Regions from separate parts of the Mus musculus genome. Here all the other regions are linked to region 3. A link is a loop called in an ENCODE intact Hi-C map of the cell type or tissue named here. Cell type or tissue: gastrocnemius. All regions are shown on one strand.

Region 1 (8,000 bases), 180 kb after region 3:
GAGCACACTGCAGGCTGCCCTGTCCCTAGACATGAAAATACACACAGAAAATACAACAGTCCCACTGCATCCCTTCCTAATAAGCGCACAGTATGGTTTTACATTCACACAGACCAACAAAGGTAACATTTCAAAACGTAAACCAGATGGACCTCTGCACAATGCTTCATAATCCACTATGTTCAGATAAATTTCAAATGTGTGTAAATATAAATATATACAAACTTAGAGATGCACCTGCCTCTGACTGCTGGGTTTAAGGGCATGCACCACCAAGTCTAATGTGTCTATGTTATTTTAAAAACAGCTTTGTTTTTCAGAGTAGTTTTAGGTTCACAGTGAGTTTTCTCACACATTCTAAGCCTACATATCCACAGCCTCCTCACTACCAAAATCTTACGTGAAACGGTGCATTTCTCACAATTTATGAGCCTACACTGACATGACTATCACTGAAGTCCAGGGCACATTAGGATCCAACACTGCTGTTGTGCACTCTGGGGGTTTTAGGAAACACACCCACCATTCCAGTCTCACATAGAATAGTTTCACTGGTCAAAATTCTCCTTGCTCTATTTAGTCATTCCTCCTTCTTCCCCCTAGCCTGGCTTCTTTTACTTAGCAATATGCACTGAAATCCCTCTGAATTCCAAACTGTCCTATGGTTTATGACAACTAATTTCTTTTCATCAGTGAATAATATTCTTTTTTCTTAATTTTTTTATTATTTAAGTGCATGTTATACATCAAACATATTAATCATATTGAGTATTTTGAGAATCAAATAATACATAAAAATTTGTTCAACCTTTATATTCATATCCTTTCACACCCTAAAAATATCATTAGTGAATATTTAATATTATCCATAACTGAGGCTCCTATATCTAATGTTGAATACTAAGTTGTTTCAAAACATACAAAATATTCTTTGGGAATTAAACATAGTAAAAGAACATAAAATATTAAAAATGAATCATTAAGAAATATATTCAAGCCGGGCAGTGGTGGTACACATCTTTAATCCCAGCACTTGGGAGGCAGAGACAGGTGGATTTCTGAGTTCGAGGCCAGCCTGGTCTACAGAGTGAGTTCCAGGACAGCCAGGGCTACATAGAGAAACCCTGTCTCAAAAAAATAAAAAAATTTTAAAAAAATTAAAAAAAAGAAATATATTCAAAAGCCCTTATATGATACCACCTGACATAGTAAGAGTATTTAAAATGCATTATATATCTGTGTACATTGTCTAACAATAAATTTACTTTAAAAAGATTACCAGTGTTTCTAAGAGAGAAATTATTTTATCAGTAAGTATATTTTAAAAATTTCAAAATAGCAAAAACTCTTTGAAGTTAAACATTAAGAAAATTTCAAAATAGCAAAAACTCTTTGAAGTTAAACATTAAGAAAATTTCAAGCACAGTGAGAAAAAATTACCAATAATATTTCCATGATGTTTGCAGAACATGATTTTAATATTTTCAGCTATAAATATCTAACAAATAGATTACTTATTTTAAGATATATATCATTGTTATGTGTCCCTTTTCTTTTCTGATTTCGTTAATTTGGATACTGCCTCTGTGCCTTCTTGTTAGTCTGGCTAAGGGTTTATCTATCTTACTGATTTTCTCAAAGAACCAGCTCCTGGTTTGGTTGATTCTTTGTATAGTTCTTTTTGTTTCCACTTGGTTGATTTCAGCTCTGAGTATGATTATTTTCTGCCTTCTACTCCTCTAGGGTGAATTTGCTTCTTTTTGTTCTAGAGCTTTCAGGTGTGCTGTCAAGTTGTTAGTGTAAGCTCTCTTCAGTTTCTTTTTGGAGGCACTTAGAGCGATGAGTTTTCCTCTTACCACTGCTTTGTGTCCTATAAGTTTGGGTATGATGTGTCTTCATTTTCATTAAATTCTAAAAAGCCTTTAATTTCTTTCTTTACTTCTTCCTTGACCAAGTTATTATTGAGCAGAGGGATTTTCAGCTTCCATGTGTATGTGTGCTTTCCGTTGTTTTTGTTGGTATTTAAGACCAGCCTTAGCCCATGGTGATCTGACAGGGTGCATGGGATTATTTCAATCTTCTTGTATCTGTTGAGGCCTGTTTTATGACCAATTATATGGTCAATTTTGGAGAACGTACCATGAGGTTCTGAGAAGAAGGTATATTCTTTTGCTTTAGGAGGAAATGTTCTATAAACATCTGTTAGATCCATTTGTTCAAAACTTCTGTTAGTTTCACGGTGTCTCTGTTTAGTTTCTGTTTCTGTTAGGCCCTGGTGTGACCAAGCTCCTGGGATCCTAGGAACCTGTGATCCTGTGGTCCTGGGTGTGTTAGAGCCCCTGGGAGTGGAGCTTCTTCTGGGTGTTCTGGGACTGACTGTGTGAGTTAGCGCCCAAGTTCTGCTCAGGGCATCTCTGATCCTATGACCCTGGGTATGTTAGAGAGTCTGGGAGTGGCTTATTTTACTTAGAATGTCTCAAGGATCATCTATGCTGTAGCACTTACCACCTTCCACCTGGAGACAGGGCCTCTTTGTTTACTTCTGCATCTGCTGGGCAGATGTCCAGGAGCTTCCAGGGACAGCCTCTGCCTATCAGTGCTGTGGGTATTTGGGGATCACAGTTATGTGCTATCTCATCCAGTTTTTCATGTGTTCTGGAGATTTGAACTCAGGTCCTTATGAATAGATGGCAAGTGCCTTATACCCTGAGCCACCCAACCCCTTGGACTGATTTCAGTTATTGATATTTAATAAATCTTCACATTTTTATGAATCAAGTTTTTTCCTTGTAGTGCTGAGAATTGAACCTAGACCCTTAAGTATGCTAAATATGCAATCTAAAGCTAGCTATACCCTCAACCCATACGTGTTTTTCATTGTTAAATACTTATGTATTATGTATTGCTCATGCTGTCTGTGAGTGGTCATGCACATCGCAGGTGTGTACAGAGATCTGCTGATAATTCTGTGGAGACAGTGTTCACATCCAACCCTCACATGCGTTCCATTTAGGCTTCTCCACACAGCCTTACTCTCTTGTCTATTCCTAGCAACACCAATGTTCAACTACAGCAACATTGTATTTGTTCAGTTTTCTGACAGGCACAAATCTTACTTACTAAGAAAGAAAAGCTTAGTGATGATACTGCAAGCAGCGACAGGCCACTGTCAATTGCTGGTATCTCCACTCAACTATATTTTTAGTCCTTTATTGGTTTCCTTATTACATGAACTAAAAATTATTGATAAAAATCAAGCGGCTATTGGTCATCATCAATTAGCTAGACAGACACAAACTGACGTTTTTACAATGGGCATCCTCAAAGTGTATGCTGCCCCATTGTCCTAGGAAGTGTGTTGTACTTTTCTTCATTTGTTTGTTAAGATTTAAATTTGGTTTGGGTGCTACTAGATGACAGGCAATGATGCCAGTGAGACTACCACTGAAGTATCTTGAAGTGTTAAAGGTTAGTCAACATGTAAATGTATAGCCTTGAAAATATGAAAATCAGCAAATTTCAAAGTTGAGACTGTTTTATATCTAGTCTAAAATTAAGTTGGTTAGAAAAAAATTATAATGTAGGCAAGTCATGGTTATAAATCAATATAAATACTAGGGAACTGATAGACTCTGTATCTGAATGTGATCAAGTGAAATCATTAAGTCTGAACCATGCATGCCCTGAGTCAAAAGCTCACTTTAAACACAAATGCAGCTGACAGGGTTAATTTTTATGAAATGGCTATAAAATACAGAGCAGCTGGAGTTGCTACTAGAATGTAAATACTAAAATTTATAAAATACTGATGGCCTTTTGGGGCAAATATTGCAAACAAACTGAAATGAGGGTTTTTAATGGCATGCATGGTTTTTGACACTCTGCCACCACCTGGTGGCAGGGCATTAAGGTCTGGCTATTGTGGACTGGGTCTTTTCCAGACTGGTTGATTTATATTTGTCTAGAATGATGCTCACAAGCCTGTATCTCCTGGGAAACACAGAATAGTGTTTGGAGCAGGGACTATGGAATTCGATAACTAGTACAGGGTCACCCTTTTCAACCACACCATGAAGCTCCGACGGCAAAGAAGAGTAATTTCTAGGGAAGTCTGGAAGCCTAGCCTGAAGAGCAAAGCACACAAGAGCAAAGCAAATGGTAAACTTTTTTTTCTAAATCTCTGACAACTTAAAACTAGCATCAAATGCATGCATTTCAACAGCTTTAACCATTGACTGTTTTTCAATTATTTCAAATTGTTTATCAATAAAATACATGCATATTTCCTTCTCCCATCTCTAATATTCCAGTCACCCTATCTCTGCAAACAGTATTTAACTCTTTGGTATCTGACACAACAAGAGATAGAAATAATATTCAACTTAAAAGCACATCTTCATTTGAGGTGGAGGGACAGAGGCTTGCTGCATTGTCCAGGGTGGCCTCTAAATACCCTCCTACCTCAGCCTTCCGAGCAGCTAGGATGCCCGGCTTAAAAGGCTTTAAATACATATGGATGTTATTTGGCAGAATCTCTTAGTTGCTCCTACAAAGCCTTTCACTATTAACAGAGCTCCAATTTCTGTTCAGTCTAGAGTGGTAATGTGCTCTGAAAGAACAGGATGCTCCCAGAACAATCTTTCAGTATAAGCCTGTCAACTCAGACTCTGCCAATGAGACCGAAACAGACGCCTGCCTGGGCAAAGGGGCATGCTGACATTTTCCTCTTATATAAAAGATTCGGGGGGGGGGGGGTGGAGTGGGGATGAACAGGGAGGAAGAGGAAGAGAGGGAGAGACAGAGACAAAGAGAGGGGTGGGGTGGGAGGGGATGGGAAGTCTATTTTCTGGGCACTGTTGAGAGAGGACTTAGGAGTCTCAGTAAGTACTTAGAACCAAACAGGGAAAGTCAAATGTCAAAGGCAGTCTAGATAAAGTGTAGTGCAATTAGCCACCCTTGAGAAGGCTACCTCTAGATTCTTACCTCTGATAATGAATCCCTATTATGGAAGCCAATTTGAATTCCTTTTCTCCCATTTGTTTACTCATACATAAGAATGTCAGCAATAGAGCAAGAGAGGAGAGGGAGACATCTCAGACATTAAGATGCTGTACTGCTCTTCCTCAAGACCCAAGCTGCCTATAACTCCAGCTCCAGGAGACCTGACCCAATCACACCCATATACAAAGAATTAAAAGTAAAAATGCTATATGCTTTAAGAATGTTAATAGTATTTGGTTTTAAGTGAGTTATATACAAATTTATTTTGGAAAAATGCCAATGTGACTATTTTTAAAATATCAGGGCAATGTGAACTTCTGTAGCTTGGAAAATTCTTGCTTGCCAATGTCTCTCAGAGACAGATCTGAAGTAAGCTAACTGGGTAGAAAAAAATAGATGCATAACCTGTAAGACAGACACTACAAATATACTAACCAAGTTGTCTGTTTCTAAGTGCCTGGTGAGAGGGTTCTTAAGGCTAAGGAATGTCAGCTGGGCTCTTCAGAGACTCCATGCAGGTGTATTTAACCAGGAAAAAAGAACCTGTTGACACCAGCAGAGGTCTACACAAGCTGCAATGCAATTTGCAAGCTGAGATTATCTCAGGCAACCAGAATGAATTCAAACTTGAGAGGGCACTCTGTGGCAGTGCATACAGTCTTAATTTGCTGAAGTGACACCATAAACTTGGACAGAATTTACTAAAGTGTGTTTCATGGAACACTAATAGCTCAAGGAAACTGGATAAGGAAGACTTGCATATTTAAAGGCTCCAAGAATTCAAACTAGCTACTTGTGTGAACCCAGGGTTCCAAATTCTTTTGATTACAGAACCTCCTTTTCAGTAACACATTGCATCTGTTACTCAGAATCCTGTCAAGTATAATTCAGGCAAAATGGTAGAAAAATGAAATGATGAAGTTAAAAATACACACTTAATTGTTCCCACATAACATTCATTCCCAAAGCTAAGTTTTTTTTTTTTTTTTTTTTTAAAGTCAATATTACACCAGTGTTCCAATAATCCTGACTGTTTGGTGGAAATCATTTTCACTGCCATATGTTATCAGGCAGAAGGAAAGGGACTGTAGGGCAGGGCAAGACTCTTAGGCCAAGTGCTCAGCACTTAGGACTGAGCCCAGGCTCTGCTGAAGTCAGGCAGGGGCGCAGTGATTAATGTGTTTGTTCAGCACTTCGCAGATCTCTCTGCAGCTCAGTCACTGTGGTACATGCTACCAACAAAAGATGAGCAAGCTATAGTCCCTCCCCTGAAAGACTGCTTGCTGTGGTGGTTCTAACTCCACAAAGGCTTCTTCGTGCTACAGAGGAAGTGTGAATACAGTCTCTGTGGTGGTGACTGCTGTTGACTGTTGACCACAGGAAGAACGACTGTAAACCCTTTCCCCCTCAAGTTACTTATTTCAGGTGTTTTGTTAGATGGACATAAGTAACATCCTCAGTCACTCTTCATGACTGTGTGGACCACGCCACGTCACAGTGATGACATCAGTCATAATGCTTGCCACAGCAAACATTCACCAAACATTCATCAAACGAATTAACGGAGGTAGTGCCTGTCTTTATTTTTTTTTTTTTAAATTCTAGTTATCTACATAGTCCCAAAGTAGACTTACTCTTTGAAGACTCGATTTTAGCTGTAAAAATCTCTACATGCCTGTTTCTAAATACTGGCAGCGGCAGAGACTCCAAACTGAGAACATCTCTCACTGTCTCCAAAAGTAACAACGAAATCCAGCTTCATGTTCTTTACTTGTCAGAATGCAATGCTTCCTATACACCAACTCCTAGAAAGGCTGGCCTGGCCTAGCCTCCAAACAAGATTCCGAATAAGGAACTATAAAAGTTCTGGGGGAGCGACTTCCTAGGTCTTACCTGTCTCAGAAGCCATTGAATACTGCTATACAGCTGCTGCCATGCTAATTAAATTCTTATCTTTAAGAAGTCACATGTTTTAATTGCAAATTTAAAATATTGCTTTGACTTATAAAATGTAAATAAAGTGCATACAACATTTCCTACCCTTAATTTCTAAGAGTGCGACTCAGTACTGCCAGGCGCAGTCAGGTTGTTGTGACCTGTAATCTCCAGAACTGCTCATCTGTTCAACAAGACCTCCCTCCCCACCCCAGACCTCAGCAACGCCAGTTCCACTTTCTGTTTTGAGACTGGCTACACTTCATGTCCAATACAAGGGGAATTACCATAGAACATCCCCTGAAAGATAAATATACACACTGTACACATGGCATAGGAGCAAAATCCTGCCACACTCCTCACTTGGGCATAGACCCTCTCAGACTAAGTGGGGGATGGAGACAAGGTGAGAACCTCCTGAAGGTCTTGCTGCCCAAGCAGAGCCTCCTCCATGTGATGTGTCAGAGCCGCCATCCTTTATAAGGCTGAATGAAACCAGGATGATTGCTTTAAGAATTAACTTCAAGGCCATTCTAGACATTTAACAATTATTTTATTTTTAATTATATTAGGGGGAGGCTATTTGCTCTTGAGCCCAGGTGCCCTTGGAGGTCAGAGGTGTTGGATCCCCCTGGAGCTAAAGTTACAGGTGGTGCTAAGGTATGGGTGCTAAAACATAACTCAGGTGTTTGTAAGAACAGAATGAGTTCCTAACTGCTGAGCCATCCCTCTCCAGCCCCCTAACAATTTCTTTACAACTTTTAGGATACAGAGAAATGTCACTTCACTTGGGAGTTTCTTCAGATTACACACAGAGTCACCACAACAAGGACTTGTGACAGGGATCTAGTTATTTCTAACTGTCACATGAGCTAAAATAGCTGCTTCTGGTATCAAATTCCGAAACATGAATTTCAAAAGGAATGAGACAGCATGTGCCTTGCTATTTGCAGCATCTCTAGAGGAAGCTCTTCCTGCCTCCGGAGCACTTTAATTTATGAGACTACAAGTGCATCACAGCTACTTAGAGGGGCCAGTTTCAAACCATTTCTTCAGTCCAACCT
Region 2 (8,000 bases), 370 kb after region 3:
TCAGGTTGATCGACTTCACTGCTGCTGCTGCTGTCCTTGGTGATCTTCCCATGGTACTGGCATCTCCAATACACTGGGGTCTTCCACTGCAACTAGGCTTCACCAATAGCCTCTCATAAGCTCTTTTCATGGTACCAAGCTTCAATTCCTTTGCATGACCCCTTCAGTCCTGGGCCATCAATTGCAACTGAGGCTGCCTCTTCACCAATGGCCTTCCATGGCCCCTCACAGTAACAAGCCTCAGCTGTTCTTCATGATCCCTTCATGCCTTCAAAACCAGTATCACCTTACATATGACTCTTACACATTACCAAGTCCAGCTACAGCACAAGGTACAACCTTGGCTATCTCTGGAATGCAGCTTCTCCGTGCTCTCAGAAAATACTTCTCAGAAGATTTCACCTCAGTGATGCTGGTCTCTTCTTAATTACCACTAATTTCTTAGCTCCAGCTAACAATCATCAATTGTCCCAGTCATCCCTTTTATTCTGGATTCTGAAGCCAGAGCCATGTGGCTAAAGCTGCCAAACTCTGCTGCTTGCTGGGACTGGAACATGGCCCCCTTGTTTTATATTACATTATCACTTTCTGGTTTCCAACTTCTTCACTGGTTCAAGGGTTGCTAGATGTCCAGGCAAGAGACTTGGATTTCATTAACTCTTTGTTGAGCCAGAGAGAAAAGAAAAGAAAGAAAGGAAGAAAGTCAGACACACACACACACACACACACACACACACACACACACACACACACTGGCAGGACCCGACTGTTTCATCAATTTCACAAGTGCACATGCACACCTATATACACATATACCTAGTTATGTATGCATGTTCATACATATAGACATACATTCATAAAGACATACAGTCATATTGTACATACACATAGACAGATGGACAGACCTATATGCATTTGGAGGATGGAGCACAACCCCAACAGTAACACTTTATTTTTTCTCTCAGCCATTTTATACTTTCTTAGACAAAGGTTCTTTGTAAAATTACCTCATAGATAAAGTGTTACACAAAAGGGGAGTTACAGTCGGATGTTGATAGTAAGTTCAAAGCGGTGTTTCATTCTATAAGCTCATTATAAGTTCAAAGCAACAACAGTGTCACATGGCCTTGCTTTATCAGAGTGCACACCCGTGACTTCATCCTTGGACCTGACCTAGAATGAATGCTTTTCCTTGATCATAAATCTGTCTGAAGCCTATTTTTCTTCCTGGTGTAATTGTGAAAGCTCATTGCATTCCTTATTATGCACTTTTTACTTACTATTCTATGAGGAGGGGCATACTCTGTTCTTCCTCATTCTGACTTTATTATATCTTTCTGCCAAAACAAATAAGCCATCTCCTTACACTTTCTTCCTAAAATTATTTGAATCAAGTCAGGAATTCTATAAAGTCATTAACTCATCTAAACAGCATGAATTTATGAAAGTTCATCTTTGTGTTGATCTGCAGGAAATTTGCCCAATCAGATAGGCTGATGCCCAGGAATCGTTGGGCTATGTAATAGTGTCAGGAAAGACATATCAGCAGCAAGAAGCAACCCTGGGACGAAGTCTCTGGGGCTGTGCCTCTCCAGAGTGTCTGCATCACAGCCATGCAAAATGGTGGGCCACCTCAAGGAAACTTACTTGCCATATCTTTCCTAGATGGCTTCTGCCAGTTAGTCATTTCCAGTGTTCAAGGGAATGCAGACAGACAGACAGACAGGCAGACAGATGGACAAGAAGGTTAAGTCAAATGTGAGTTCTGAGTTGAGCTGCAGTTCTCAGTGTGAATTCACGGGGCATCTATCTATCTTGTCTATGAGGAGGAATATAGAAGCAAATCATAATATTCTCCACAAAAGACAACAAGATCCTTGGACCACTGGCTAAATCCCAGCGTAAGATGAGGCTGGACCATTCTATTACACCAAATATGTGTGAGCTACCAAAGACTACCAAAGTTACATCCAAAGGATCCAGAAACCATCTCCAGAGGCTCCACTAACCAAACAAGGAACAGAGCATTAAAATACAGAGTGCCTGTCAGCAACTGCAGCCCCTCAGAGTGTCACAGTCCCATGGGTCATCTTCTGAGGGTGACCTGGAGGTATCTGCCAACTATTGCCTGTAACTAGTCTTGCCAAATTTTGTGTGCAATGAAAATGGTTATGAATTCCACTTTAGAACTTCATGTGGGACCTGCTGGGAATGGCCACAGTACCTGTGCCCCAGGAAGAGCAAATGGTGGGGTGGGACTCACCAGTCTGCTTTATCATGGTACACGGAGCTGCAGTGGGAGGTCTCACGCCCAGGCTCCCTGGGATGGCTGACCATCTTTCCCACAGGTGGGCTTTCTAAAGTGGCATTGTCTGGGTTACAGGATTTCTCACAAGCAGCCCCAGGCACCACCTCTAAGGACACAAAGCAGAATCTATATCTCTACGGGACACAGGTGTAGGTTTCATCCACCATCACCTTCACGTGCTCTACTGTTTAGAGCAGCCGTGTGCAGGCAGATTCAGTGACTGGCAAAAGCCCAACACAACAGGGAGTGTCTGTACTCCCAACCCCCACAGGAATGAATCCATTTTCTTGAAAACTACATAGTAAGAGCAAGAATCTTCTGACTCATACCACTGCGAAGTCATATCCTATGTGAGAGGTGACATTTTGTATAATTATTCTACTGATGATGGAAAATAAAGGACGAGAGCCCACAGGATCCCAGGAAGACAAGCAACTTTACCATTTTTTGCATATCAACTGGAAATTCTTTTAAAGATTTGTTTATTTTATGTATATGAGTACACTGTAGCTGTCTTCAGACACACCAGAAGAGGGCATCAGATCCCATTACAGATGGTTTGAGCCACCATGTGGTTGCTGGGAATTGAGCTCGGGACCTCTGGAAGAGCAGTCAGTGTTCTTAACCCCTGAGCCATCACACCAGCCCTCAAGTGAAATTTTAACGGAGTGAGTTTTTTAAATGTTAAAGTCAGTACTTTTTTCCCTCTATTGCTGGGAATTGACCCCAGGGCCTCGCACATGCTAGATGAATGAACCATTACCAAGATATATCCTCAAACACCAAATGGCGAAATTCAGATATCACCGTTCTGAAGACCTCCCGGGAATAAATAATGAATCTAGCCTTCCAGCATCAACAGTTGATGGCTTCAGAGACAATTAGCTTGATGTGCTACGAGTGGAAGGATATGGCGCCATCTAGTGTCCTGTATAGGGATCAAGCATGCATCTGTTCCAACCCCTGAGGTGCAGGAAATGATGAAATACGGAGGAAGACCAAGACACTAAGAAACTGACCAGTGACCCCTGTGGGTCACTGAGTTGTTCTCTGGGTTCTTTAAGGAATTTCTAAGACCTTCTTGGGCAACTTGGAGAGACCCTGTCTCAGAATAAAAAGTGACAGAGGGATCGGAGATATACCGGGGTGGTACAGTACTTTCCTAACATGTGTGTGGCCCTGGGTCCAAATCACAGTTTTAAAACAAAACAAAACAAAACAAAACAAAACAAAACAAAACAAAACACAGAAAGGGCAGGGCTGGAAAGGAACCAACTGGAAAGATACAGTGTGAAGTTACACGAAATGGAGTGGTACAAGCTGAACTATAGATAAGGCTTGCACATGCGGGCGACAAAATGATCGAGAAACAAGGAAGTGGCCTGCAGTCTGCGTCAGGAGAGACCCCTGCCAGAGGAAAGTGGCAGCTTGAAGACGACCCTGGCAGGAGAGGGGTCTCTAGCTCTTTACTAGTGATGTTGCTCGGCGCACTTGCTGTGTGATTACTCGCAGCATCCTACATTGGGGGATTTCTAGGTTGTCTCTTACAGTGAACCAGACTCTGCGACCTCATTTGCTTCCCGCCACTCTTATCCACTTCTAGAGTCCAGCCAAGAACTTAGCATGGTGACTGTTGGGTCTGGTGACCTGCGAGCTGAAAAGGTCACCAATAAACCTGAGGAGAGCAGACACCTACCAGGTCCTTACTAAGTGTCCAACACTTAACATGGAGCCTCGCTCCTGAGGCGTTCCCTCTGGGAAGACTGTGAGAGACACACTTCATCTTTGACCAGGAGCTGTTAGGGCTGTGAAGGAGATTGCCTGGGGTGTTTTGTAACATGTGTGAATACCTAAAACAGCAGTATGGCTTGGCATTTACAGCAAGTGCTTACCCTATAGAGATTCAAAAGAGCCAGCTGTCTTTATGGAAAGGTCTCCCTCTTCCCCTCCTTTTCACCCTCCCCTCCCTTTCCCCTCCCCCTCCCCTCCCCCCCCCCCCCATTTGTTGAGACAGTATTTCTCTCTATAGTCCTAGCTGTCTTGGAATCCACTCTGTAGACCAGTCTGGCCTCAAACTCAGAGATCAGCCTGTCTCTGCCTCCTGAGTGCTACAAATAAAGCATGCCAGATAAGGGCTTTACATCCAACACACACACACACACACACACACACACACACACACACACACACACACACACACACGGGGTTGGGGGGTGGACTATAATATAAAGCTATAACTTCTTAGGAAACACTATTAAGTAATAGACTCCCTGACCCAAAGTTCCAAATCAAGTCATTTTTCTTAACATAAAAGTTTGTTCTCTGCGTTCAGAGAACATCAAACTTCCTTCTGTGTTCTCTGCCAAGAATATTTAAATATAAGGCCCTTTAGGAAATCTGACATGTACTGAATCTGAGATTAGTGCATTGTCCACAAGAGGGCACTAGTTCTCCAGGATGCTCAAAAAAATCATCTGGCCACAGTGTAGCAGCCAAGAACAAAAGCAGCTAACTCAGCGGTCCAAACTGAGCAGAGAGAAGTATAGTCACAAAACTCAAAAGAAACTTAACATTCAAGCGCTGCCTCCCCTATCTTCATGATCCGGCTGCAGCCTGCCACAGACGTGCTCAGTCAACCCCAGCGTGTGCATGCCTGCATGCAAGTGAGCTGAATATAAAATGAAGTCAGATACTTGAAAGCATATGGTTACTTGTTTCAAAGATACTGTATGCCTGGCATGGGGATTCCACCCTGATGTCTGAAGACTCAGCACTCCAATCTGCATGAATTTCTTCCCAGAATGGCAGGCAGAGGGCCAGCTTGAGCCTGACACAAATCCTGTTTGATGGAGATTCCACCCTAGCTTGTCCCGGCACGGGGCCCGGCTTCCTTTTTTAAAGTTTATTTTTGTTTACCAATGAAGACACACCTCATCCACTCAAGTAGCCCCACCCAAGTTTAATCAGATGGCTTTCACGGTCCATCTTTTAAGAAACAGCAAACACCCAGTAATGCAAAGACAGCAAGATCTCCCAAGAGGAGCACTCTCATGCCAGGAAACTCAAGCCTCTTGTTTACTTACTGGGTTTGAAGATTCTGCTATCAACAGTGTCTTAGTTCTGTGTTTCTTTCTTGCAGCAAGCAGTAGTACTCCAGTCTCCCCAGAGGCAGCTTAGGTGGGGCTAAGTGCCACCCCCCCCCCCAGCCCCCACACACTCCTTGTACCAAAGCAGAAGACAGCAGCTTTGGTCAGCAGAGATAATGCATTATAGCACATGATAAAGACCCAGAAACAGACAAATAATCAGGTCACCCAGTTTGCCAAAGCTTTGCTGCTGGGCTGCTGGGTTTCTTAGGGCTGCTCTCACTGTATTACACATTTAATTCGGCATGCCTGTCCAGAGGATATTTTTAGATGCAATTACCTAAAGAGCTTTCGAGTTCTGGAGTATTATCTGCATGGGTATCTCTTGGCCTAAGGAACCTAAAGTATTAAATGAAGTGAGTCTCCTTTAAAGACACCAGGGCATTGGGAAAAGGCTACCTGCATATGGGTACGTGCTTTGGGCATCCTTTCTGATGAAGAGGTATCTCAGGCAAGCGTGGTTCTGCCTCCCCTCTCCCAGCAGAGTCACCCCTTCCCAGGATTAGGAGGGAGACCCATGGAAGGGTGCCTACTGTACATCACTGTACACACGGGCTACCTGGCCGAGCAGGGCTGTCTTGGTTCCCTGTCTTTTAGACCATGAGTCTAGGCTGAGACACACAGACCCCAATACATCCCCCACACAGCAGAGTCATGCTGTTCCCCTGAGCACAGCTTTCAAGCACTTCAGTTACTTCTTGTTACAATATAGCTCCTGAATTTTCATCCTGGGCCCTTTATAGACCGGCAGGTTGTGGGATCTGAGGTGCTGAGATTGCGTAGGAAACTGTGATAGAAGGCCCATCTTGCTTCCTGAGATCTTTAACTTCCTTTGGCATCGCAGAGGGATAAGAAACACCGAGTGGGGTCTGGGGAACATGGCAGAGGGTTTGCAAATAAACTCAACAGCACAAACGAACGGGTCCAGAAGAACCACTCAGAACCTTCAATGACATTTAGGTTACAGAGATGGATGCCACTGGTCACATAGCTTAAGCCTTTGATTTTTGTAAATAAGAAAAGTGAGTCTCTCAGTCACGTGGGGCAAGCCTCAGGCCCAACCCCAAGACTCCAGACTCGGTTGGAGTCCTTTCCAGAATAGGGACGAATTCGGTCACTCCCTTCCCGTTCCTCCCTTGGGAACGATGCAGAAAGGGAGAAGGACCCGTATGATCTCTACCTCCAGCGGAGTCCTATCACTCTCCGTGGACTTGGTGAGCAGCGCCTGTGGTGCAGGGAAGCTCAGGAGACTTGGTTTGTATAGGGCAAGTGGGCCCTGCCTCAGATAGAAGAACTGGTCAGGTTGAGTGAGCTCGGACCCCAGGAATCTCAGAGAGTTGAGATGGGCAGGACTTGAGCCGCTCCCTATACATTTCTGAACCTGCTCTGGAACATGTAACCATGACACCCCATTGAGAGGACCGTGGGCAGTCAGTCACATAAGAAATTACCTCGAGTCCTTCCCAATGCAAACAGAGCGTCACTATCTCCTCAAACTGAGCCAATAAGAAAAACTTGCCCCTAAATCCCACCCCACTCCTCAAGTTTGTATACTCCCGATCCACATAGGATAAAACACACAAGTTATTTCTCCAAGGATCAGCTGAGAGTTGTTGAGGTTTGGTCTTCCTGTCTGTTGTAGTGCTAAGTGTGGCCTCTCAAGACTTGGAGTCTGCACGTAGACCTGTGGCCCTGTCCCCAAGTTATTTCTGATTGGTAGATAAAAATGCCAATAGCCAGAAGAGAGATAGGTGAGGTTTAGAATTCCAAGGCTCAGAGGTTGGAGGGGAACCATGAGAAAGAAGGTTGAGGAGGAAGAGAAGCCTCCATGGGTCAGGTGAGCCATAACAGTGTGGCCCTGAGGGCTGGCCAACTGGATTTAGAGCAGCCCAGATGAAGCACAGTAAATAATATATAGGAAAGTAGATTCTAATGGCATAGAGGGTAGGCATCTGCCCAGCTCTTGTGCCGTGTAAGGCTTATTGTAAATATAAAGGCTGTGTGCATCTTTTATTGTCATTTTATTTAAATTGTCAAAGGCTGGGTAGAAACCACAGGTCAGATTTAAATATGAAGTTGCTTCATTCTCACTGTGGGTCATAATAGAAAGGACCCTTGTTGAAATGTGGGAGCAACCGTGGGCATGCCACTGAAGACTGTGGCAAGTACAGGAGAGTGTGTATAAGGCCTAGGACATATCAGTCACTCACCCCCTGTTGTCCCTACCATGATCTACAGCTGGCAGCCTAGCACATACTCATTAAGCCTCTACTGTATTCAAAGTATCACACCAGAACCAAGAACACAAAGATGAAAACGCTCCAGCCAGGAACCAGGATCAGGAATCCTGGGTGAAATCAGACATATTGTGACAAGGAGCTTGCTAGAGCCTGGAAAAATGGCTCAGCAGTTAAGCACTCGTTGCTCTTACAGAGGATACAGGTTCAGTTTCCTGCACGCACATGATAGTTCAAAACCACCAGTAGCTCTAGTTGCAGGGGATCTGATGCCCTCTTCCAGTTTCCTCAGGCACATGCCTAAGATTA
Region 3 (8,000 bases):
CAGAAACTGTAAAGCCCCACCTCACCTGAGGTGTCAGACTCATCAGTAGCTACATAGACAATAGAGAGGTGATCTAGCAGGGCTTGAGTGTTCTCTTCAGGTTGCTTGGAGGAGTTTTCCACTGCTACAATGATGTTCATCTCCAAGTGTAGCGCATCATCAGATCCCAGAGAGCAACTCTGAAATGGGAGGCGTGGGGAAAGGAGAAAAACTCAAAAACAAAACAAAACAGAACAAAACAAAAATCATCTGAGCTCTAAGACTGCATATTGCTGGAGAAAAGAAAACAGTCGAGGCAAGAGCCTATTGAGGATGAGAATACACTGCAGTTTTCATTTTGATTTTTAAGAGGCAGGAAAGAAAACTGAGATCTGCTAAATATTGTTATACCTTCAATTGCTGACACACTTTATTATGTAAACTGCATTCCAGTTGCACCCGCAGCAGGCTGGTATTAGTGGTCTCTGCCTAAAAGATAGAAGGAAGGAAACTTAGGTGGAGGCCCCAAGCATCATCCAGTCCTAAGAGCGAGTCATTCATACAGTGAGTTCCAAACAGCTACTGACTGCTGCATGCTATGCTGTACTGGAAATATATTCTGTTGTCAGTAGGCGTACACTCTCAAGGAAGGAATGAAAGTTCCTAGTAAGGCAGGAAGCAAGAGTATGTATATCCCATGTATACTGTCTTGGGTGTGTTTAGTATTTGGTTAAAAACAAAGAACTACACTTTTATTTTAAAGTGGGGTTACCCATTAATAACCTATTGACTATTTTTTGCTTTTTTTAAAGGTGTGTGTGTGTGTGTGTGTGTACTAGTGTCTGAGAAGGTCAGAAGAGGGCAATAGATTCTTTGAAACTGGAGTTACAGGCCATTGTGGGCCTCCGTGCAAGAGTGCTGGAAACCAAAATGAGGTACTCTGCAAGAGCAACAAGTATTCTTAGCCATCAAGCCATCTCTCCAGTGTTGCAAGAAATATTAAAAGGAACAGCAAGTTCCTATGCTACACCCTGCTACTCTTAGCCCCAGCAGTCACGCTCTGACTCAGAGCTCCAAAATCTCTCCACCCTGCTTGCTAGGTTCTCACTGGCCAGTCACTAACATGCCAGCCCCATGCTTCAAATCCCCCACGGCCTTTGTGTTGCACATCAGGCAAACCCACACTTTGCCAGCCATACCTTTCTCTCTTGAACCAAGAAAAACTGCTGTGTGAAGCAAAACACCATACAAACTTAATTCAGGAACAATCGTAACTTAATAGCTGGGTGCAACAATGAAATCCTAATCTCATAAGCCTTGTTTTAAATCCAAATCCAGGTGTCAAATCCTGACTGATCTGCCATTGAAACCAGGAGACACTTGTAGCTACATTTTGTTCAAGCTATCCCCATCCAAAAAGAACTAACTCTCTCCTGTTTCTCTCTTCCTCTGTCCAACCCAGAAGTCCCTCCTACTCGCTCAGTGATTGGCTCCTTTATTCAGTAGGGGGTTGGTTCACAAGAAGTCACCTGAGTATATGACTCACTCCTTGTCTGCAACCCCTCCTAGGAGAACAGAATTAGCATCAAAATACAAACAGCACCAGGCCCATTCACAACACTCCAGCCCCAGCCTGGTTTGATTTTTGAAACCAGGTCTCACAGTACAGCCGAGTGTCCATAAGATCATCCTGCCTCATAGGCCTAAATGCTAAGATTACAAGTATGCACTATTATACCCAATCAACTTCCTGGATTGTTTGCTTGCTTGTTTTGCTTTTCAATGTATACCTTCTTTCAATTCAATGACCACTAGAAGCCATGACGTGGACTCTGACAGAAACTTCAAAAACAGATGTCCAAATGTCAACTGCCTGCCATTTTTAACACATGAAAGGGCTATGGATGGAAGACAGAAGTATAAGGAAAGAATGCAGGACTCTGTCAAGTTCAAAGATCTCAGCCATCTTTCATAGAACTTCAAGGAGAAGACGAGAACAACCCAATCAAGGAGGGATACCATCGTCCAGGTTGGGGTGGGGCTGCATACATAAGAGGAGACAGTGAAGTTAGCACAGCACACAAATCTCAGAAACATGGCCTTTGGCAGATTCTCCTGCACAAGGTCTCTGTCACAGTCATTACAAAAGAAACATATTCAGCCCAGGAGCCAGAGTCTGAGCACTGGGAAAGCTTGCTTAACTATGTATGAGTACCTGATGCCAGGCGAGCCACGGCTAAGCAGAATCACTTCCCTAAACCTAAGGATGCATTTTAGGGATCAGGCTATGACTCAAAGGGAAAGCAGAGGATTTTTGATATTTAGGGACCTGGACCCACTGATTCATCCCTCAGTACTAAAATGAATTACTTTGGTTCTCATTCATACCAACTGAAGTGCAGAAAAAAATAATAAAGTATATTACATGTTTAAGTATAGTACAAAGTATTCAAGATGCCTTGAGCATATACGTGAAATCCAACAAAGACTTACAAAATTACTGCTAGTAAATAATATTCTACTCTGTCTAAAGCAGAGCAGTGCTATGAGGTTGCCAGGGCAGCCTGCTGGCTACATCTGCCCCACTGATCTTCAAGGGCCATTGTGATCTGGCTGGTGAATGGTTAAGGAGTCTGTTCTCCCTCCGTGCGCCCTCCTGAAGCTGCGCATGCGATACACAGTAGCACTGTATAGACAGAGACCATTTCTCATTCAAGATATGGACCAGAGAGAGAAGAATCACTCTTCAGCCAAGAGTACATGGGTATCCATACTCCCAATACAAACTCCAAACAACCTCTCAAAGTAAAACTATGAACAAATCCCTGCACCAAAGACATGAAACAGCCTGCTTCTCTCTATTTCCCTGCTTCTGTCTCCCGACCATCAGTCATGGTTGATCTGGGTGCTGCGTTTCTTACACTTTCGTCCTCCACCCAAGGGAGCTCTGCAACAAGCTGGGCACCTTGCTGCACATGGAGGTCCTAAACCACTCATCATCTTAGCACCACCAGCAGCCCTGGCATTATTCACACCTGAGAAGTCCACTTCACTTCACCGTCTGAGCCTCCATTATAGCCAGTTACACTGGCCTCCTCCATCCCCCCAAACCATGCAGCTCTAGGATGGTGAACCGTGTCCCCAGCCTAACTCCAGTCTTCTGCCTGTTTCTGCGAATGAGGCTTTCCTGGAACACAGCTGGGCACTTTACTTTCTGCACTTTGTCAGCTCTGCACCATATTGATGCTGAGTGCCAGCCTCGCTGAGTACAGAGCCTAAATAAATAACTACACTAGCCACAGTAATTGAGAGAGAAACTTGCGGTGTGCTAACTTCCTCCCTGTACCCTTTCCACTCCACTCTCCCTCCACAAAGGGTGAGTTCACAAGCCAGACACGATGGCCGGCACCTACCATGTGGAGGTGGAGGCAAGAGAACTGCAAGATCAAGGCCCCCATGTCCACACTGGCTACACTGCTCTAGTTGGTATCTTTGAAACTGCTGTTCCTGTAGAGTGAACCCACTTGCTAGCCTGCCTACCACCATCCCCTACTTGCTATCTAATTTGCCTCAGCGTAAATACCCTCAGAAGCCATACCTGAGCAGCCACCCATCACTACACAGGGACACCTGCTACCTAACTCTTTCTAACGTTCCTCACTTGCACGGTAACAATTTGGTCAGGTCTACCTTCTTCAGTAGATCATAAGCACTCAACTCCATGTTCTGCCTAAGGAGGGAGTTGATATATGGCTGGCGAACTGACAGAGGGTGTGCAGTCCACAGACACCACACAACTGGGAAAACATGTGCACAGATGAAGAGCTGCTTGGAACTAGGTTTTTGGTTAAAATAGTTTCCTTCCCTCTAACTTTTCTCTGAATGGATAAATAATGTTGAGCGTTCAGAATGACAATTTAAACATAATTAAGAACACAGTGACCTCATATGATTTACAAGCTGATGTTGTTATTCTTGGTAAGTTTTCACATAGATGATTTTTATAATCTGCCAAATTAAGCAAGATTTGTGTGCTCAGTAAAAGCATAACATAAAGAAACCACTCAAGATTCTGTGCTTCTCTATTCTAGGGGCTTAAAAAAGGAAATGTTTAACTCTGGAATATTCTCTCTCACATACCATTAGCTCTTTTAAGGGTGGGACTTGTGTCTAAATACAAAATTCACTTATGTCTTAAATGCTTTATACATATAGCCTGGACATAATTTCACAAATTATTTTTGTATTAGATATTTTCTTTATTTACATTTCAAATGTTATCCCCTTTCCTGGTTTCCCCTCTGAAAACCCCCTATCCCATCCCCCCTCCTCCTGCTCACCAACCCACCCACTCCTGCTTCCTAGCCCTGGCATTTGCCTATGCTGGGGCACAGAGCCTTCACAGGACCAAGGGCCTCTCCTCCCATTGATGACCGACTAGGCCATCCTCTGCTACATATGCAGCTAGAGCCATGAGTCCCACCATTTGTTTTCTTTGGTTGGTCATACATTTTTAAAGTAATTCTGCCAATGAAAAACATTTGTGTATATTGAACTATCACGTTTGTGGTGTCCTGTTGGGGCTCAAGATTTTTCAATCTTTAGAGTACTATTAATTTTATAAGTTATGATTTAGGGAGACTCAAACTGTAATTTCCTTCTGATAGATTATATTTCAGAACCCCACAAGGGGGAGCTGGAGTATGTCTACACTGCCTGTGAACTGTGTGGATTTGTCAAAAGAAAATTGAAAAGTTGACAGCTCTTTCTCACAATCTTAACTTTAACAGAGAAACTTTTACCAAAATACAAACTATCTGGAACAACAATGAAAATACTGCAAATTCCACTGAAAGAACCCAAAAGAGCAAGCAAAACAGGAAGACTGTCCCCTCCTACCCCAGAGTGCCTGAGCAATTGAGAAAACCAACCAACCAACTAACCAACCAATTCTATATGTTTGAAACGTGCCATTTTACTTTAATAACCTAGAGTATAACATATATTAAGTCTTTACTTAAAGAATGGTAATATTATCGCTTTTAGACATGGAGGAAATGTAGCGTGGAGGGCCAGTGACTTATCAAAGGTCCTAGGGCCAGCCAGCTAGTGGGAGAAGTTATTTTTGTAAACCAGAATTAGCAGAGCTTATTCTTCCTAGGTACATAGAACTTTGGCAGCACAGACGTAAGATTTTAAAAGCCATTTCAAGATACAGCACTCAAGAAAGCAGAAATGCTTTAAGCTACTTTTGTATAGAGCCTGGTGGTTTGTGGTAAAAGGAGAATACGGAACTGGGAGCTGGGATCTGAGAAGTCATCTCCTTCCACTGGCTAAGACATTTAAGAACAACGTGTGAAGTTCTGAGACTGTGTGATGAAATAGGAAATAAAGTGGTGAAGCCCTAAGTCATTTTGATGACTTGTATCAACAACAGCCAGGCACCAGATGAGAGTCAGTCCACAGAATCCCCAGGAGAGTCCGCAGAATCACCCAGACCACATGAACAAAGTACTTGAAACTAGGTTTCCAATGAAAAGCCCCAACTTTACAACCTATTCTTCTTAGCTGCTTTTCACAGCCTCAGATGCTAAATCTTTTATGTCAGCATGCCCTATCAGTAGGAACACAAGCTCTGGACAGGCCATGGGATAGTCCAGCTGGCAGCCCAAACACATGAGGCTGTAACAACTAAGTCTGCACAGCCATGGCCTTGGACAACATGAGAGCTAACCTGGGCCCTGACCTTTGCGCACTCTCAGATGCTACAGCCGTCGTTCAATGTTTGATGACAGCTCAGCTCAGTTATCAGGAAGGGCAGCATGGCTGCGTCTCCCTGGTATTAAACAGTAATTCTGTTTCAATCCTCATCACTACCTTCTGCCCTCCCATGGAGGAAGAGGAAAAAAACAAAAACAAACAAACAAAAAACTTACTTATATTTCCAGATACACTCACAAAACATATGAACAAATGAAGAGCTGCTTGGACTTAGTTTTTTGTTTTGTTCTCAAGAAAGAGGGTTAATCCTTATCATTTCAAAACCAAACCCCAGCCATCCCCTCGTTACTGTTAAGACCCTACCTCCATCCTTAGGAGAGAGTTACTGAATTCACTCTGGCTAGAGTGAGACACATGTGCAAACTACTGGGCACAGAGGAGGGGAGAGGGGCAGTTTACTTCTATGTATTCACTCACAATTAACACACTTCCTTAGTTTAGTTCCACAATAATTTGGATGTTTGTGGAAAGTGGCTCTCCCACACTGCAGCTGTGAGGAGGGACTCCTCTTCCTCACTCCTTCAGTTTCTAAGGGAAATATGTTGTTCCTAAAATACTTTAAATTCTTTTCATCTAATGTAACAATCAGTTCAAAGCCCAAAGGTGGGGGGATGATAACCACATGCCCCCCCCCCTCACCCAGCATACTTGCCAGAAACCTTGAAGGACAAATGCAAGCAATCTAGAGTGAGGTAACCTCTAGGTAATGAGGTGGATCTACCCAAATGCAAGTGGCCCCATTATGCAAACAATTTGGCCTTCCCACTTGAAGGGGTTTCTGGCTCCGCTAGCTGTTTCTCCAGTCTTTGCTCCCTGGCCAACACAAGGTTAACAACTCTGTTTTGTCCTTCCACGCTGGCTCACCAGAATACACTGCTTTTGCCTTGACAGGGCTCAGCATGCTGGGAACCAAGTGTTCACAGGCTGGAAACACCACTCGAAGTCATTCTCTCCTCTTCCTTTCAGTTTGTTTAAAAGTTGGGGGTGGGCATGCGTGTGTGCTGGCCTGGGGCACATGTGTGAGAACCAGAGGTAGACAGCAGGTGCCTGTCCTGTCACCCCACCTTATTCCTCTGAGACAGTCACACACTGTATCTAGAGCTATGCCGGCTGTCAGCAAGCCATCTGCCTGTCTCCATCTTGGTACAGCAGAGGGTTACAACCATTTGTGATGCTGGGGATTTGACCTCAGTTCCTCCAGCTTATGCAGCAAACATACTTACTGGCTATTTTAAGTGAAAAAGAGCTGAGAGCCTAGCTCATAGTGGGAGTGGTCAAAGCCAAAAACACTGGAAGCAAAGCACTTCCCCTGCAATGTAAAGAGTTTGCTCCAAGAAGAAACAGAGCACAAGGCTGATGGCTCCCTAATCTGGGCTCTTGCACCCCTCAGGAATCTGCTGAGGGTAGCTCTTCTGCTGCAAGCAGGCAGCACAGAAGGGAAACCTCAAGAAATAGGTCTGAAGCCTCCAGGGTCAACAGTGAGAAGTGACGGAAGGCTAGCGCACCCCACATCTCAGCCTAGGGACTCTGCAGAGTCTGGACATAATTCAGTTGAGCATCATGAACAAGACACAAGAAATAAACAGACCCACAAAGTGGTAGAGCACGAAAGCAATCCTGCTATGCCCACGGATGCCTGTTCCTTGATAGGCGGCTACTCTCAACTCCGCAGCACCCTATGAGCCTCACGACCAACAGGCATACCTGCCCAGCAAGCAGTATGCGCAAAGGTCTTGGGCTTGAAACAACCCAAGAACCCAATGTGCTGTGTCCATCCTCCTACTGTCGTAGACAATGCAGGACACTGGGAACAATTATGCTTAGAATGGGTGTCTAGAGAGCAGGGGGAACATGTCTTCCAGTTTCAGTGCATGTAAGGTTGATGCTCTGATATTCCTGAGGAATCTTGTAATAACAAGAGAACCTTAGGATGGAAACATTTGTCAGCACAGAGACCCTGGGAAAGCCACACACAATACAGTGAGAGGGAGCCCTGGACGTAAACGCCAAAGGTTCCCCAGCTGCACACAGGCCTGGAGAAGCTCTCTGGCCAAGACAAAATAAGGAAGGACTTCAAATTCTTTGTCTATGAACTCATGGGCAACTGATATGGGTCTATAGCCTTCAACTTCCATGCCTTGCCAGAAGACTGAATCTGATTTTAAAGTTTTCCTTCAGTTTCTTAATAGAAGGTTTATCTTAAAAGCCTGTTCTTAAAGTCGTGAGGAATGGATTTTAGC
Region 4 (8,000 bases), 210 kb after region 3:
GTGAATTCATGAGTTTTGTTGGGTTACTTACTGGAATACGGGGAAGGACTTACAGGAGCAGAAATGACAAAGACAGCTGCATCACCAAAGCCTACCCTAGCATACATGGCCGCTCAAAAGGCTGCAAATCTGGAGCACAACGTACACCTTGCAGCACCTCAGCAGTGTCCTTTCCCAGCTCAGTCAGTGTGAGCCTCTCTCTCCCAGGCTGCTCGGCTGGCCTTTGGTTCTTCAGGCTGCTCCACTGGTCTTGCTCTTTCAGGCTCATCACAGAGTGACTCTCAGCAGTCTCTACTGCTTATATACTCTATGGGAGGGCCGTGCCTCGCTCAGTTTCAGGGACTTCCTAAAGCTCTTTTGGGTAGTTTACTTCCTGTCTCAATTCAATGAGCTTTCTCTCAGTATTGAGTGTTCCATGGCTCATTAGACCAGCGTTTGTCAAATGGCCCTTTCATCACAGGGGTTACCTAAGACCATCAGAAAGCATATCTTTACATGACTCGTAACAATAGCAAAATTACATTTATGAAGTAGCTATGAAAATCACTTGGTTAGGGGTCGCCACAATATGAGGAACTATATTAAAGGGTCACAGCATTGACTGGCAAGGCTGAGAGCCACTGCCTCAGACCATCTCCCACACTCTTCTGTTTCAAGTCCCTTTCCATATCCTATATCTTAAAGAGTTTTTCCAAGATGCAAAGTTTTAATCGTGGAGGAAACTGCTACTCAACAAATCACAAAAAAATAAACTGTTTATTAAGATGTAAGATAAAAGAAGATAAAGACTGATTCTGTCCAACCAAAAACTCGGTAAGAAAGCATCAGTCTCCAAAATGGCCCTTTCTTCTGGCAACACTAGAAGCTAACTCATCCCACAGCACCAAGATGGTTCTTGATGAGCGCGTGCATAAGGAGGCAGCCTCCACGCTCACATCTCCCACCCTCCCCTATCTGTCCCCCTGGGACACAGCCACTACTCAGCCCTTCCTCTCCTCAAATCTCTTCTTTGATCTCATCTTCTTTAGTTTTAATTAACACTTGCGATGAGCCCACAGATCTTTATATCTGGCCCTAAATATGCTCCTGAACTCCCATCTCATGTAGCTACCTGCCTGCTGGACAGACTTCAAACTCAACAGATCCAAACTGAATTCTTTCTCTCCTACACACACTCCAAACCTGCTATTCGACATCTCAGGTCTCAGATACGCTCTTTACTTATGCCAAAGACCTGGCAGCCATCCTAGGTGCCTTCATCTTTTTCCCAATTACCAAGTTCTGTCAACACTGGTTCCTAACTATTCTCTAATATGTCCTGCCTGGCCAACTCCATTACCTCTGCCTGGATTCAAGCCCTCATTGGCTATCACCTGCGACTGTCCTCAGCTGCCTAAACACACTTTTGTCTCATCCTCTAACAGAAGTGGACTGTGCAGCTCCTTAAAACCTCTGATGGTTCCAATCCTCATATCAAGCATCCTAATAGGATGTAGAAGGCCCTCTATCACCTGACCCCAACCTACTATTTAAAGTAGATCCCACCCCCAAATTTACCATAACAAGGTGAAAAACTATGTAATTTGGGTGATGGTGGTGATGATGATGATAAAATTATTCCTCTACCTAAAAAAATTTCTCCTCTGCACACTCAATACTCTGAAAGTTCCCCTGAAGCATAATTTGTGCATTCTCTCCACCAGCTTCCCTCTGCTGAGCTCACAGGCTGAGTGTGTGTTCCCAAGACACATTTGCATTGTATCATTTACTGCACTCTCTCAGCAGACTGAGAAAATTCAGAATATCCACTTTCCTTTGCCTTCTTAGGACTTAGCAAGCTGGTTAGATAGAGTTGACATAGAAGCCAGCCCTCAACTTCAGGACCACAACCAGTAAAACTGCCAACTCTAAGCTGCTCAAGCTTCAAAGCCCACAACACTCCTAATTATACAACCCAGGGTGAGTTAAGTAGCAGGAAAGCCCACGGCCATCATCTTGCTTGCAGAGAGAAAGCAAAATGCTCTCTCCAAGAGGGTACCCAGGCTCCAGGAAGCTCCGAAGAACTGCGGTCTAAACCTCAGGTTCAGAGCTAGAATCCACGAGGGTTCTATAAGCCTTCCCACACTGCTCTCTTACAGTAGCTGAGCCAATCATGAAGATCACACCCAGCAAGACTCCTCAGCTAAGCCTCCCTCACCAGTGAGAGCAAGCTACCATATATATACTCACCTAAGAATTTCAGAAAGGCTACTGCCTCGGGCACCCTGTGTAAACTACACTGCAGTGCTAGTGACGGACCTGGGTGTGTACATTTAAAAAGTATCCTCCACTGTTTAACTTGCTTTTCTCACTAGATTACCAAGGACATCAGGGGTTCTGTGAAAGAAATGGAAATCTCTTTAGGGTACAGTGCCTTTGCCCTAAATGGTTCCAGGGACTTGGGCCTGACAGGAGCAGTGAGGGAATGAAGGAAAAGCAGAGCAGAAAGCTGGGATTGGGTGGTCTGGGCTCTTGGATGGAAAACCTGCAGCACTGCAGCTCAGTACGTGCATTGTAAAGTTGAACAGAGAGGCAGGGTACTTCTTACAGTGGGGCCTTACATACAGATAAACATGGAGGCAGGGTTATTACATACATCTGAACACAGAGGCAGGTTTAACTAATCTTGGTAACCAAGGAGCAGTCTCTCTAGGGGAGTGAGTGGTCTTCAGGCCATAAACGTGCGCAAGGGAGCAAAGCTAGTGAACATTTTCCACACAGACTGTCAAAACTCGCACTCCTCTTCTGGGGGAAACATAGCCACCTCTCTAAGCCTGGAGCTGGGGGGGGGGGGGTGTCTCTGATGAGGCCATGCATGTCAACAACACAGGTTCACTGGGGTCTTCACTCATTCAAGGCTTGCTCAGCTCCCTACATTAGGACTTAATCATGTGGCTAAATCAGGAGAAAACAGAGCCCACATCTGGGGTGACAAATCCTAATATTTTGGTATTATAAACAGTTTCTGGAAAGTTCTTTACAATCCCCCAGAGGCAAGCAACAAGGAGACTCTAATGTCCCGGGGAGCTCAGTTTCGGAACGCTCTTACTACCACAATATAAACATCATATAAACGCAGCTGAATTGGAGCATGACTTCCAGCATGATTTATCCCTGTGCCTTTTAGGAGTTCTTACTAATCACAGTTGGAAACATCCAAGGTCAGATTTAAAACAACTAATGTAAAATGGACATCATACTGACATTAGAGACTTCAGCAAGAAAGAAAAAGAACGCCAGGCGGTGGTGGCACACGCCTTTAATCCCAGCACTAGGGAGGCAGAGGCAGGCGGATCTGAGTTCAAAGCCAGCCTGGTCTACAGAGTGAGTTCCAGGACAGCCAGAGCTATACAGAGAAACCCTGTCTCGAAAAAACCAAAAAAAAAAAAAAAAAAAAAAAAAGAAAAGAAAAAGAAAAGAAAAAGAAAAGAAAGTCCTCAAAACTGGGGAGGGGTATTTCCTTGTGGTAAAACACAGATGCCTTCAGATTATGAAGGAGACGCAAAGCCATCTGGGGATTACAGGCCTACGTTTGTAATTGTTTACCTGCCAAAGCAAGCCAAATCGAAATAGTAATTCACATTCGGAAAGAGGTCAAAAGTTTAACTTTGACCAGACTAACAGTGAACTTTTTCCTGCTCATATATAAAACTAATAGCAATACCTGCGTGAAGAGTTAAGAGCCATTAAATCCCTTTGGCAGTAGGCAACTGCCCTATAAAGAGGGTTAAATAAGAGGGTGAGGCCGGCACATCAATAATTCCTAGTTCCTTTTAGTCGGGTACTTAAATTCTACAAAGAGAAACATGATAACACCAAACACTGGTAACACTGTTGTTTTGAATCTGGTCCTGGGCTCCTTGGGCCATTGCATGCCCAGGTGGCCCGTCTGTTAGTTTAACCACAAAGAAGCCGTTATCAGTTATAATTACAGCTGGGCAATTTTTTTTTTTTCAAATAAATGCCCAACGACCTGATCCTTGTCCACCCTGTGTGACGACCAAAATTAACTAAATTAAGATATTAAAATCTGGGGTCACTCTAGCGACTCGTTGATACTCTGTCGCCAAAAGTGGAAAGAATGACACAAAACTTTGAAGGTAGTTGAAAAAAAAAAACGATCCAAAGGGCAGAGAGTCATTAAGTCCGAATAGACAACGGCGATTGGTAGTAAACCAGGATTGGCCCGCAGAGAGCAGGGTGGGGTGGGGGGTGGGGGAGGCTGGGGTGGGGGGTGGGGCGTCCTACCCTGCCCTTAAAGGCGGGGGTGCGGGGTGGGGTGGGGGTGTCACTGCCATGATCTAAAGGCGGAGTGATCTGGGCGGCTCCTGTTAGCATACTAAGTACAGTGGTGGGGTGCAGCTGAAAAAGGGGAGCGCCGTGCCAAGCAAGTAAAAGGCCCCGGGTTCTAATTCCAGGAGAACCGAAGGGCACTGAACACTTCAGTGGCCAACTCCGCAGCGCGTGCGCCCTGGGGTTCTCGGTCGGGAGCCGCGGATCGGTCCAACTTGCGGGGCTTCTGGATTCGGTTCTAGAACGCTCCGGTTCGGAACCAGGGCGGCGCAGGCCGCCATCAGGGCTCGGGCGCAGCAGTGGGCGCGGGGCCAACCTCACAAGGCCTGGCCAGGCACAACCCCTGCTGCCGCGGCCCCGAAGCCCAGAGGTGCGCGCGTCGGAGCCTCGCTCTTACCATGCTGCGCGAGGCGGCCTCCCTGTTTGAGTCTGGCGCCAACAACCGCGTGGGGTGGGAAGGACCGGAGGAAGTGCAGGGGAGATGCAACGACCCCTGGCGGCCCTGGTAGGACTGCGGGACCCGAGGGAGGAGCCGAGCCTGGGCGGGGCTTGAGAAGATGGGCAGGGCGGTGAGGGGCGCGGCCTGAAATAATGGGCAGGTCCAGTAGGGGAGGAGCCTGAGATGGGCAGGGCCGGACTGAGACCAGATGGACCAGTCTGGGTTGGGCAGCCTGTAGGCAGAAAGGAAAAGTTGGGGCCTGGCGTGGGAGCTGGAGCAGGGAAGGCTTCTGTTCCCTTCCCGTGCCTCTGGGGTTGCAGAGTTGCTTACTACTTAAGTGTTCAATGTAGCTTTTAGTTTTCTTTTTAAAAGGCAACTTTTGAGTCTTCGCTTTTAAGTGTGTTCTTTTAGCTTAAAAAAAAAAATATGGGGCTTTGGCTGCAAGAAACGAGTACATTTAGAAAAGAAATTCTTTTTCTATTTTATTTTATTTTTGTCTTATTTAATTTTATTATTTGGCTTTTTTGGGACAAGGTTTCTCCGTGTAGCCTTGGCTGCCCTGGAGCTCTCTCTGTAAACCAAGCTGGCCTCGAACTCAGTGATTTGCTTGCTGCTGCTCCCTAAATGCTGGGATTAAAGGCGAGCACCAACCTCTAGCCTTAAAAAGTCCTCTGATACAGAGCGGTGAGAGTGTACAGAGTAGTGCAGGTGTTCTGCATTACAAATGAAACGTAAATATTCTAGTGCTGCTGACTGTCAGACCTTAATAAAGAGTATGTGGGAGCTTTCTAAATTATTTCTTGCAACTACTAGTGAATCTGTCTCTCAAAGTTTCACTAAAACCTTTATTTTATAAGATAGGATAAACGTGATTAGCAAAAATCATCCAAAGCATTTACAAAGGAGAGCAATAGTCGGGGATGGGGGTGAGTATGTATCCAAACCTGCTTGCCATGCTCATACCCTGACAACAGGCATATAGCAGAGATGTTCCTGTCAATTATGTGACACAGAGTTTTCATCACATCCACTTTATTAACGCTTTTCTAGAGTTCTTAATTTGCTCTTTATCACAGTTACTTTTTTAAGTTTTTTTTTCAATCCTAGGTTTTCAGGACAGGGCTTCCTGACAGCAAGTCTCTCTCTCTCTCTCTCTCTCTCTCTCTCTCTCTCTCTCTCTCTCTCTCTCTCTCTCCCTTCCCCCTCCTCCTCTTCCTATGTTATTATTATTATTACAATAAAAATAAGTTTATCCAATCAAGTAACAACTATACAAATGCAAGCAATTTTAGTCATTTTCTTTTTGGTCAACCTATATTAGACCTGAAATCTTTACTGAAAGTTCCCAGGTGATGGTGAAGTGTGGTTGGTTGCTCATCTATGCACATAATTTATGTGTTTTAAAGACTGAGGTCAAAGCACAGAGTCAGTCAAATACTTGAGCAAAAAGTCAACCAATTAGAGCTTCTGTTGTACGGTGAACAGACCAGCTGAGAAGTAAAATGAGCTGTGTCAGTCCCTAGAGGCGTGTGGGCTTATGGAAAGAAACAATCTGAGTGCTGTGTGCTCAGCAGGGTGGGTTAGCCGGGGAACCTTGTCTCTAGAAGGCAAGCAGTTTGCTTTATAATCATCTCGCAAATACCTTTTAAATCCATGCTTTAAAGGAACTGGAATCATTCCTAGCTACTTAAAATACAAACTCTTATGAATGAGCCACAAACATCTTTCCCCAACCTTTCAGACTGTGAGCTCTGAGTCTTGTATGCCGTGGGAGGGAATAGCTGAACAGTTAACTACTTTAAAAGCAAGAGTTTCATCTGCAGAAGATGAGAGGTATCATCTTGTCAAAGATGGGGAACCTTCAGAGCTAACTAGCAGGCTACAATCTGGCAGTCTGTCATATTTCAGCCAAACAGGCCCCAGCCAGTTCTCAGACGGAGTGATGTTTCCTTTCTCTTCTCAGTGGTGTTCTTGTCCCCTATGTGGGTGGGTCTGATTTTGTTCCCGATCATTCTGACAGCTAGCATGCCCACACACTTACTCTTGTTTACCTGGTGTCCCCAATCCCCAGGATGTCACCTGTCAATGATGGCTTCCAACCACTCAGCAGCTGGTGGTGCTGGAAGAATGTTGCCATGCTAGTGGAACAGTGGCTGGGGGGACTGGGACCCCAGTGACTCCAGAGTCTACTAGGCTTCTCCCACTCTAGCTTCTAGCACCCCTAGTAGTCTAGAATCTCCTGGAAGCAAGATCCAGGGTCTCTTTGACTCTACTTCCCCAGGGCTGCGGTCACAAACACACCACCATGTCCAACACTTCATATACATTTTCGGGATGGAATTCAGGTCTTCACACCAACAAAGCAAGCCCTTTACTGAGCTGTAAGTGGTGGAGTGAATAGGTATGGCTCCCATCAACCCTGTGACTGAATGCTTGGCCCATAGGGAGTTGCACTATTTTGTGGATGTGGTCTTGTTGGAGGAAGTGTGTCACTATGGAGGTGGGCTTTGAAGTCTCATACATGTTCAAGCTACATCTAGTGTGACACATAGTCTTTTCCTGCTGCCTCCAGCTCAAGATGTAGAACTCTCAGCTTCTTCTCCAGCACTATGTCTGCCATGATGAGAGTGTACTATAAACCTCTGAAACTGTAAGCCAGACCCAGTTAAATATTTTCCTTCACAAGAATTGCCACTGAGCAGTGGTGGTACATGACTTTAATCCCAGTACTTGGGAGGTAGAGGCAGGTGGATTTCTGAGTTCGAGGCCAGCCTGGTCTATAGAGTGAGTTCCAGGACAGCCAGAGCTACACAGAGAAACCCTGTCTTGAAAAAAAACCCAAAAACTAAAAACAATACAAGAATTGCTGTGGTGGTGTTGTTACAATAGCAACCCTATTTAAGACACTGTTTCTCCAGGCCCCTTTCTACGAAAAAGGGGCCCAGTGTTTTCAATTCACACCAGACCCCATAGATCACGTAGCTGACGTTGTATTCATTTATCTCAAGCCCATAGAATAGGGAGTCGATGTTATTGTTGTTGGTTTAAGTGCTGGAATGAACTTAGGGCTTTTGCTATCCTCTAGCAAGTAGAATAATATCTGGGCATTCTTCTGGTCATGGTACATAATTGATTTCTCCAACAACAAAAATAACCAATTAAAGCTGAATCAGAAGTATAAAGGCAGGTAGGTTTATTGAGAGGCAGCTCTTGGGTAAGTTCACTGATC

The links. A loop is a pair of places that touch in the nucleus more often than their neighbours do. Peaks named below come from ENCODE experiments on the same cell type or tissue, not always from the same donor. Only the 100,000 strongest peaks of a DNase experiment are listed, where the experiment ranks them.
Region 1: a loop joins it to region 3, with 12 times the contacts of the local background. A loop is called at or near these places in 24 of 42 quality-filtered maps.
Region 2: a loop joins it to region 3, with 2.1 times the contacts of the local background. A loop is called at or near these places in 21 of 42 quality-filtered maps.
Region 4: a loop joins it to region 3, with 3 times the contacts of the local background. A loop is called at or near these places in 16 of 42 quality-filtered maps.

The regions. Positions count from the first base shown.
Region 1 is chr3:84,119,765-84,127,764 of GRCm38, forward strand. All of the region lies in intron 4 of Mnd1 (meiotic nuclear divisions 1), which reads right to left. Among named protein-coding and RNA genes, the nearest start is that of Mnd1, 32 kb to the right of the region's middle. In gastrocnemius, a CTCF peak has its summit at 3,889 (motif pointing left); a DNase peak (open chromatin) is centred at 3,901; H3K27ac peaks cover 1,141 bases.
Region 2 is chr3:84,309,972-84,317,971 of GRCm38, forward strand. No RefSeq gene overlaps it. Among named protein-coding and RNA genes, the nearest start is that of Trim2, 54 kb to the left of the region's middle. In gastrocnemius, CTCF peaks have their summits at 3,233 (motif pointing left) and 4,748 (motif pointing right); DNase peaks (open chromatin) are centred at 2,299, 3,235, 4,794 and 5,095; H3K4me3 peaks cover 552 bases; H3K27ac peaks cover 370 bases.
Region 3 is chr3:83,942,362-83,950,361 of GRCm38, forward strand. It overlaps Tmem131l (transmembrane 131 like), which reads right to left. Exons shown (of 35, transcript NM_172681.4): 8 at 391-468; 9 at 26-179. Among named protein-coding and RNA genes, the nearest start is that of Tmem131l, 94 kb to the right of the region's middle. In gastrocnemius, a CTCF peak has its summit at 4,664 (motif pointing right); no DNase peak of the experiment used is centred here; H3K27ac peaks cover 1,553 bases.
Region 4 is chr3:84,150,933-84,158,932 of GRCm38, forward strand. It overlaps Mnd1 (meiotic nuclear divisions 1), which reads right to left and starts at 4,854. Exons shown (of 8, transcript NM_029797.3): 1 at 4,730-4,854. The coding sequence starts at 4,732. In gastrocnemius, a CTCF peak has its summit at 4,829 (motif pointing left); a DNase peak (open chromatin) is centred at 4,854; H3K4me3 peaks cover 1,551 bases; H3K27ac peaks cover 993 bases.